3 separate regions of the Homo sapiens genome follow, and regions 1 and 3 are each linked to region 2. A link is a contact called in ENCODE Hi-C data. All regions are on one chromosome and are shown on one strand. The core of a region is the stretch at or near the end of the contact, and the rest is flanking DNA. Distances in the headings are between cores, read along the strand shown. Region 1 overlaps LINC01934 (long intergenic non-protein coding RNA 1934). Region 2 holds the start of NCKAP1 (NCK associated protein 1). Region 3 overlaps PPP1R1C (protein phosphatase 1 regulatory inhibitor subunit 1C).

Region 1 (3,182 bases), core at 468-2,967, 1.7 Mb after region 2:
TGTAGCTGTGCTAAAAAGAAATTCTATATGAGAAAATTAACTTGACACGAGGAAAGGTTTGTAGATGTTTACCTATGTAAAATTAAGTACCCAAATCAGGAAACAGGAGAGAAAATAAAATGGATTTTATACTTGCTGTAAAGTAAATCAAAAGCATACTCAAATCTGAACGAATTTCCAAATTGTATGACTTTAGGGAATTTTCTTTTAAGCAAATATTTGATCTACACATTGATATTGCACTTCTGCACTGTACTATAAAATACAAAATTTCATAACTGACATAACTATTCTTTGTCTGTAATGTGTAATTTCACAAGTCCTTTGTCACAATCAGACATCTGTATGCTGTGTCTTATGATCAGGAAGAGAAAAGACAATGAAGCTAAAGAGGCCACCCAGAGTAAAAGAACGAAAGAGAGAGAGAGAAAGAGAAAGAAAGAAAGAAAGAAAGAAAGAAAGAAAGAAAGAAAGAAAGAAAGAAAGAGAGAGAGAGAGAGAGAGAGAGAGAAAGAAAGAAAGAAAGAAAGAAAGAAAGAAAGAAAGAAAGAAAGAAAGAAAGAAAGAAAGAAAACCCTGAAAGTTGTTTGTGTTCATTGAAATTTAAGATACGCCAAAGTGCCTCATTGAAAGAGAGAAAACTGTAGAAGACTGAGCAAAAAGCTGGTCTTCCTACTATATAATGTTGAGACTTTTTTTTTTTTTAATGTAAAGTGATTGTAATCACTTGCTCGAATAAAGAAATCTCATCACTCTGGCAACACACTTAACAAACTAAAGAAAAACAAATAATGGAAATCACAGCGTGAGAAAGCTGTACTTGAAATATGCACTTGAGTGTTAGCATCTCTGAACTTTCAGCAGAGTCCTGATTTCGAAGATGGTGACCCAGAGCATGGAGCAGGTGTGAGCCTGGTGACTTTTGCCATGTTCTTTTTTTAGAGTCTGCTGCTGGTATCACTTTTGTCTTTGCCTCTTTAGTCGATTTCCTCATTTGATTGGGTGATTTCTAGAACCTTCTCCAGCTCTCACATTGTTTAACCCTGTACGACAACCTCTTTGGGGTAGCTATAGTGTGACAGGAAACACTAGTAGAGGGGAATTCACCTCTGCTGACCATTGACCCACATTTCCATCCCCGCAAACCACACTTACCCAATACAATTCTCTTTTGCGGATAAACGAGCTAATGATCAGAGAAGTTGAGTAGCTTTCCTTACTCGGCTGAGGGACTGGGAAAGCTGAAAGTCCAGTCAGTCATTTATGGCCCCATAGAACATTTGCTCTCTCTATACCAGCATTAACATTTTATTTGACTTTGCCCAAAATTGTCTATGAAGATCTGATTTAAACAATCTTTAGATTACCAGAAATTCTTATAAAATTCTGATTTCCTCCTTTTGTTGCTGTTGAGCCCTCCATCTGATGTTCTGCTTTCCTGAGACGTGTTTACTTAAACCATTGAGAGTGTATGTTTCCTCAAAGACATATTTCTCCAGAGAAAGGCTGAAAATACTATTTTAAGAAAGCTATCATTTTCTTGAGGCAGGTGGATAAATATATTTATGTCTGCTTTTGTTTTTTACTCCCTATTATCTAAAAACAATACTCCGAGGTTTATGTAAATTAGAGTGAACTTTTGCAGAGGGAAAAGCCTTTGCAAGAAATACCGATTACAAGCTGCAGTTCTCCTCCCTGATCACGCCCCACCCTTAGCAGCTGCTTCTGCTTCTTCTAAGCATCTACATCCAGCACTGGGGCATTTAATCTTCTGGTTTGGAGCTGAACATCAGGGTGCAACCAGCCCTCCTACTATACATATGTAATAGAATTAATACGGATTGGAAATAAAAAGACTAGTCATCCCTCAGGCACTGTACTAGACATTGATGTGAACTAAACAGACTTGGACCTCTCCTGGAGGAGCTTAGAGTATAGGGCAGGATCATCCAGTAGCGTCCCCACACACCTTGTATGACTATTTAAACATAAATTAATTCAAATTAAATAGAATTTAAAACTAAGTTTCTCAGTCACACATTGGCCTAATTCAAAGGCTCAATAGTCACATATGGACAGTGGCTTCCCTAATGGACAGCCCGGATTTTAGAACATTTCCATCAATACAGAAAGTTGTAATGAACAATGCTGGTAAAATCTATCACTAGAAGCATGGAATAAAATCAAGGTTCACCTGCCAGGACAGTAACACCAAGTCAGTGCAGGAGAGAAATCCCCAAAAATGGGTTTTCAGGTTTGGCAGAGAACTTGGAAATAGATGTAAATGTACAGATATGCACATACATACCCAAGTTCAATATGTACCTGGATCTATTTCTAGAATTTCCATTCAGTTCCACTCATCAGTCTTTTTATCATGAGCTGGTGACACACTGTTTAAAAGATTTATAGTATAAAAAGATTTAAGTATAAAAGATTTATACTAGGTTTTAACATTTGTTATAACTAGTTCCCACTTACAGCTTTTCTTTTTAGTGTTTTTTTTTTTTTTTTTTTTTTTTTGAAACAGGGCCTCACTCTGTCACCCAGCCTGCTGGAGTGCTCACTGCCTGGCTCACTGCAACCTTGACCTCCCAGGCTCAAGTGATTCTCCTGCCTCAGCCTCCTGAGTAACTGGGACCACACTTGGTTATTATTATTTTTTTTAATGTTTTGTAGAGACAGGGCCTCACTAATGTTGCCTAGGCTGGTCATAAACTCCTGGGCTCAAGCAGTCCTCTCACCAAGGCCTCGCAAAGTGCTGGGATTATAGGCATAAGCCACCATGCCAGGCCCTATTCTTGTGTATGTATTTTTCTGCATAAACTTTAAAATAAACTTGTCTAGCTTCATAAAAACGCATGTTGATATTTTTATTGTACTTTTCATTTTTTCACATATTTTTGTTTGAAATATTTTTCCATATTTTAACCTGATTTTTTTTTCAGAGTATCTTTGGTTATAACATAGATTGCTATTTTTCTTTATAAAATGCAATTTTGGTAATAAATAATAAATTAATACATCCATGTTATGAATTAGTTTTCTTTTTTCATTTTATAAAATTTTAATTGAACTAAAACAAATATAACATTTTATACCTTTTTAAGTGTACAGTTTAGTAGTACACTATACTAAATCTATAGCAGAATTATGAGAGTTTTATATACCATCATTATGAT
Region 2 (3,085 bases), core at 5-2,504:
CTTAAGACTCTCTAGGTACAAAGCATTCATTCAAGGTACTGCAGCTTTGTATATAGAATTTCAGGCACACTGGCAGGTATGATTATGACTTCTTTTGGTGGGAACAGGACTCTTTTAAATGCCCCTTAGATTAAATCCATTCAGTCCACTCCTTCTTTCTTGTTGGAATATTAAAATGAAGATTTCTTTACGAATAGTAGATATAGTAGCTTTAAAAAATATTTTAAAGCTATTCATTACAATTTCCTTTTCTTAAAGAGTTTTGATAAATCCAGTGATGGCTTATTACTCTTAGAATGTCTTATTGAATGTGGCGGGACATTTTGTTACTGACTTAAAATTAATGAATATAATATAAAAAATTAACATATCGAGAAAAGGCAAAGCCAAAAATATTAGAGGCCTGAGTCCTCTTGGCTGAAGTTTCTCACCTCAATTACGTAAGTCCTCAGTTAGTTCACTTTTGGAATCATGTCTAATACATTTGACAAGGGAGTAGCCTTGGAGTGTCGCTAAGAAGAAATTGATCAGGAAAAATGAGATGGCAAAGAAGAATGTTTCCAAGAAGAAGTGGGATTTAGGGTGGAGGCTGTAAAAAAATGGGAGCGGTTCCTTTAGGCATTGAACAAACATTTATTTTTTGCCTTCCACATGCCAGGACCTACTGCGTCTCCTCCGGATGGGTGCTCCTCGCCGACAAAGTCTAGATTGTGATTATCTCAAGGACTTGAGTTACCCTCACTTCCGACCTCCTCTCTCACAAACTGGTTCCAGGCGGGGAGACTGAGGATGGGCTGGGGAGGCTGGCAGAGGCGATCCCCACCTCGCGGAGCACAACATCTGCTGTGTTCTGCGGCGAGCGCCTGTCAAGCAGTGGGAGGAAAAAGCGCTTGGAGCCACCAGCCCACTCTTAAGCGAAACTCGCCTGGAAAACACCCCGCCTCCCAGCAGAGTTTCTGCCGGTTTCTTTAGAAGGGTGGTGCGGAAAAGCAACTTTTGGGAACTTGAAGGAGTGGGGTGTGGGGCGAAGTGGAAAGAGCACACAACGCGACCCCACTCAGTCCCCGCTTGGGACTCCCATCCCGGCATCAGGCGTAGTGGGCGGTCCGGGCCAGGGCCAGGGCCAGAGCGGCGGCGGCGAGGCCATGCCGAGGGCCCGTCGGCCGCAGTTCCCCGTCCGGCCTCGCGGGGGCGCCGGCGCTGCCGATCAGGTGACCGAGGGCCCGTCCGGGGCTGCGGGAAGCGGCCTCGTTCTCAGCCGCCGGAGACGCCGCCGCCGCCGCCGCCGCCGCCACACCTAGTGGAGCAGCCGGGGAAGGCGGCTCGTTGGGGGCTGGGGCGGAGAGCGCCGGGGGTGGGGGCGGAAGGGCGGCGGGCGGAAGGCAGGAGGCTGCCGGGGCGCGGGCTGCTGCGGGAGAAGGGGCTCCGAGGAGTCCGCCGCGGCTCGCTCTGTCGCCGGCGCGGGATTGGGGCGCGAGGGCCATGGGCGCGCTCTCCTAAGGCGGAGGTCGCGGGCGGGAGGGGAGGAGGCCCGAGAGAGGCTGCTGCGAAGGCCGCGGGCCCGTGACTGGGCGCGAGGCGGCCGGCGGCGGCGGCGGCACCAGCACCACCATGTCGCGCTCAGTGCTGCAGCCCAGTCAGCAGAAGCTGGCGGAGAAGCTCACCATCCTCAACGACCGGGGCGTCGGCATGCTCACCCGCCTCTACAACATCAAGAAGGTGCGCACGGGCCGGGGAGGCCGCGGCGGAGGCGGGCGGGCCCGGGAGGGATGAAGGGCAAGGGAGGCCGTGGGGTGGGGGCGGCAGGAGGCGCCGGGTGTAGAAATCTCGGCGTCGCCGCCCGAGGCCCGGCCCGGGGTCGCCTGGATGCGCCGCGGCCTAATGCGGAGTCCCGGGCGCCTCTCCCTGTGGTTCGCCGGCCGGCCGAAGGCAGAGAAGCCATTTCCCGGCTCCCGGCGGCGGGATCGGGCGCTGGGCCTCGCACGGGGTGGGGGCGCCGCTGGGAGCCGGGAGCTGTCCCCTCCTCGGCGCCCCCGCCCCCATGATGGGGCCCATAGGAAAGGGAGGGTGGTGGGTGGGCGAAATTCTAGGTGGGTAGGAAAACTTGAGTGTTCCATATTCTTACGGAGATGGCAGCAGTGAACAGGGATTACACCCCACATCCCCATTTTTTGGTGTGGGAATGTGGGTAGAGAAGGGCTGATTGGATGAATCCCGTATCCCCTCCACTTTGCCACTTTATTTTAGATTGCTAAATAAAAAGCCATTGAGAGTGTGTTGACGATTTGGGATTATTTCATTTTGAAGGTGGAGAGGAGGGGGAAGTGAGGGTGGAACCAATTTTCTGAAATACTTCTAGGCTGTGAGTCACTAGAACTGGAATAACAACCTTCTACTCTTTCCCCTGTACTCCTCCTCATGTTAGATTTTCCAATACCATTTCTTAAAGTTCGGTGTCTGTACAAAATAAAAACCGTAAAAATGTTGCAATTGCTGCTGATTTATAGCATAGTCTGATAATTTGAGCAACTATAGCTAATAGGCCCATTTAAAGGCTTTTACATGTCCTCAGTACAGTAAGGAGTGGAAGACCACTGGAAGTTTAGAAAAGTCCATGTAAAGATAGAACAAATAATTACATTCATTATCGTAGGACAAAACAACAAAATCTCTCCCCTTAAGGCAAGGTTGGTAAGTTTTAAACAATTTGATAAAGAGAAAAAGAGATATTTGGAAAATTTAGATCCATCGAGTTTCCAATGTGTCTTTGATGTCATACCTTCATAACTATTTGTTGGCTTTTTAATATATCGTGAATGTTACCGTTTAGTTTAATCATAGCAATAGATTGTAGGTTGAGAGGGCTTCTGAAGAAAGGTTTTTTTTTTTTTCTTTGGAAATTCATTTCCAAGCGTTTGAGTGTAAAATTGATTTATTTTTTACAATTTGATGTAGACACTAATTCTAAAGAGTGTCCTGGTTTAATGATGATAAATTTTGGATAAGGACAAAGTCTGGTTGCTCACCTAATTGCAAGGCTTTATTACTCTAAACCCAGTGCTATCTGGAGAGTAACTGCAACATG
Region 3 (3,313 bases), core at 80-2,579, 1.0 Mb after region 2:
ACTGTGGCTTCTTTTTCGTTTCTGGAAATGAATAGCCAAAGCAATTGCACATCTCAGTTCTCTCTAATGACCAGGCCTGCTATCAAATTTGAAAGGAGATAGTATTATATTTAGTATCATATATCTCTTATGTCTCCTATTAACTAACTTTTGGGAACCTGAGGCATGTGAGAACAACCTTTGTTTTTATTCTTGATTTCAAAGGATATTTGACACTAAAAGGGTCAAAGATAAAGTCGATTTCCCCAAAATTTGGCTGTGATAGGAAGTTCAATAAATATACTCAAAAAACTATTTTACCTTATGCTTCGGATTCCACTTTTTAGATGTACAGTGAGCTTTTAAATGACGTCAAAACTCCTGGGTACTTACCCAAATCTGCACTTATCTCCAGGCCTCATACAGCTCACTCATGTTTAGTAGGCGTCAGGTCCATTAAATATAACTGTAACCATATTGTCTCTGCTTAACGGTAAATGGAAAACAATGGATGCCACAAACTTTAATATTCAGAAGACCTGGTCTAGGCTGGCTTTTTACTGGAAGACTGTGTCCAGCTCTGGGCTTCAAAGGCAGAGCAATAGGGAGAATTCGGATAGAGTTTATTAAAGCCCTTAGGGAGATTGAGAATAAAAGAAAATAATCATTCATTCATATTTTTTAAAAGGTGAGAAAATGACTTTTTATTGCAGAGAACAAATGAAGTTATTTTAGAATAAAGTGGGGAATTTATATTTAAGTTTGGTATAAGAAATCATTTTCTAACATCTGAAATTATCAGAGCTGGAGTTGAAAAGCCCGGTTAATTATGGATTCTTCTCTGAGGTATATAAAATGGAGCGAGTCTCAGGGACTTGGGTTGGTTTATGTATGTCTGTCATGAAGATGTGTGGTTAAAGTAGGTATTTTCTGAAATTATTTTCCAACTCTAGATTTCAAACGCTGGTAGCCAAATATACAGTCTTTTCATAAGTCTACTTAAGACATTACTTGTTTTTAAGTAGACTTAAAATATCTATAGATGTGATGGAATAAATTACAGAAAGTATCTTTGCCATTTATTTCCCTACAGAGAGGATTTACACATAAGCAGCTCTCTAGATAAAAAAAAATATATAGGAACCAAACCAGTTCACTACAGATTATACAAAAGTAAAAGCAAACAGCACACAGTATAAGAATAGATAATAATGCTCTCCTGTGTAGCTTCAGAGAGCTTATCATAAAGAGGCCCTTAATCAGAAGAGGAACTGAAAATACAGAGAGGCAGTTTGCTACAAAGGTCACTCATGTTGGTAGCCCCAGAAAACATTTGAAAAAGACGAAATATAGGGAACTTTGGCGATTCCCTACTTCCCCTATCTCAGTTTTTCAGTATCTTTTTGCTGCCACCTGACTGTTGAGAGTTATTCCTAGGAGCAAATACATTGTTTCTGCTTTTTCTACCCTAAAGACACACCTCTGTTACTAAACTTTCCCTGACTCATGCCTTCAATTTAAAAATTTTAGTTTCATCTCCCACTATTTTGAGTTAAACTGATTTACTAACCCATGCCAGAGGGTGATATATCCTTAACAGATTAAGTATCTGTTTACATAGTGCTTCTACTGCTGAGAGTTCTAGGTTATTTGTCAGAAAGGGACTGATGGGACATTATGCTGCCCCTAGAATACAACTAATCAGGTGCCTATCTCATCTATGTGTTTAGACCAGCATAGATGAACTAGCAAACAAAAAATCTGAATATACATCTTGAAATATCTTTCTATTTTTCCTCTACAAAATATAAACAGAATATATATAATCATTCTTTCAAATACTCCTATAATTTACTCTTCCTGCAAACACTTCAAAAGGTTAAAAAAAAAAGCAAGCTATGTCTAATCCATTTAACAGTGATTGCAGTACACTGATCTTGTCATATGAATTGGAATGTTTTATTACTTATGTTTCTATAATGAAGAATTTAATTTTCTTTGCTTTATTAATTGACAATAAAGAAAGATTTGCAGGGTTTTGAATTTTAAACAGCATTAATGACAGGTGAGTCCAAGAACAGCCAATTATTCCCTGGCCAATTTCAGTGAATTGAAGAGATTTGTTTAGTTTTACCAGGATTTAAAGCTGCACCCAGCTTTTGTTTTTCAAACAACATATTGCTTTTGGGGGACAGGAGAAACAGTTGCTTAAAAATGGTCATTTAACACTTATGAGTGTTTTCGTTGTTACTCTTATTTGTTTTGTTGTTTGATAGAGAGTGTTCAAATAATGTGTGGAAAAGAAACTGTTGGATCGCGCAGAAATATTTAGAACAGATGAGATTATGAAGATTCTGTTTTTCTTGTTATATCTTTGTTCTTAAATATCACATGCAAATATTGTATTCCCGAACACATCAGTTAATGATACCTAATCTTTGTTGCACTTTGCAATTTTTAAGTCATGTTCATGGTAACTCTTTTGATCATTACTACAACCCTGTGAGGTTGAAAGAAAGAACACTATGATCCCTATTTTATAGATGAGAAAATAAAGCTTGGAGGCCGGGCGCTGTGGCTCAGGCCTGTAATCCCAGCCCTTAGGGAGGCCGAGGCGGGCGGATAGCGAGGTCAGGAGATCGAGACCATCCGGCTAACACGGTGAAACCCCGTCTCTACTAAAAAAAAAATACAAAAAAATTAGCCGGGCGTGGTGGCAGGAGCCTGTAGTCCCAGCTGCTCGGGAGGCTGAGGCAGGAGAATGGCGTGAACCCCGGAGGTGGAGCTTGCAGTGAGCTGAGATCGCGCCACTGCACTCAAGCCTGGGCGACAGAGGGTGACTGTCTCAAAAAAAAAAGAAAGAAAAGAAAGCTTGGAGATATCCCTTTCCCAAGATCACATCACATGGCTAGTTAAGACCAGTATCCAAGTTTGATTTGGTTTAGTGTTCTTTTTTTGCTGTTTGTTTCTTTGTTGTTGTTGTTGTTTTATCTTTAGAGTTATTTCCCCAGTAAGCTTGGTGCTAGATCATTTTTACTGGGAAAACTATAAGCTTTTAAGGGTTTTACTACAAAAATCCATCACTAGTCCAAAATCTCTAGTTGCCATGCACACTTATCCAAGTCCTATACACAGCCAAAAGCTGATTAATTCTTTGTAGACTATTCTAGTTTCCATAAAGGGGGAGGAAGATGCAGGCAGGTGATGTACTAAAATAAAGTAGTTCTCTGTGAGATGCTATTTGCATCTAATTTGTCTCCAGTGGTGCTTAAAAAACAAAGAGAAGTATGAGGTCAATTAGAGAAAAGGGACAATGCCATCTAGTAATTGGGAG

The links. Hi-C counts contacts between places; a loop is a spot of excess contacts on that map. Pooled maps may share reads with other maps.
Region 1: a loop to region 2 is called in a map of CD4-positive, alpha-beta T cell, with 10 times the contacts of the local background. The contact joins the enhancer-like site here to the promoter of NCKAP1 in region 2. A Hi-C loop is called at or near these places in 1 of 168 maps with a recorded cell type or tissue (CD4-positive, alpha-beta T cell), 1 of 37 single-sample maps with no recorded cell type and 8 of 50 pooled maps.
Region 3: a loop to region 2 is called in a map with no recorded cell type, with 12 times the contacts of the local background. The contact joins the enhancer-like site here to the promoter of NCKAP1 in region 2. A Hi-C loop is called at or near these places in 4 of 37 single-sample maps with no recorded cell type and 4 of 50 pooled maps.

The regions. Positions count from the first base shown.
Region 1 is chr2:181,310,571-181,313,752 of GRCh38, reverse strand. The region is part of intron 3 of LINC01934 (long intergenic non-protein coding RNA 1934); the gene reads right to left. Among named protein-coding and RNA genes, the nearest start is that of MIR4437, 6.5 kb to the right of the region's middle. RefSeq lists an enhancer at 836-885. Within about 2 kb of position 1,717, at least 7 of the 41 ENCODE cell types and tissues checked have a DNase peak (open chromatin) inside an H3K27ac peak, as active enhancers do; they include CD4-positive, alpha-beta T cell, where a contact is called at or near this core.
Region 2 is chr2:183,036,626-183,039,710 of GRCh38, reverse strand. NCKAP1 (NCK associated protein 1) reads left to right here and starts at 1,254. Exons shown (of 31, transcript NM_013436.5): 1 at 1,254-1,719. The coding sequence starts at 1,612. RefSeq lists silencers at 681-1,332, 1,065-1,654, 1,715-1,834.
Region 3 is chr2:181,989,672-181,992,984 of GRCh38, reverse strand. The region is part of intron 2 of PPP1R1C (protein phosphatase 1 regulatory inhibitor subunit 1C); the gene reads right to left. Among named protein-coding and RNA genes, the nearest start is that of PPP1R1C, 5.5 kb to the right of the region's middle. Within about 2 kb of position 1,329, at least 2 of the 41 ENCODE cell types and tissues checked have a DNase peak (open chromatin) inside an H3K27ac peak, as active enhancers do.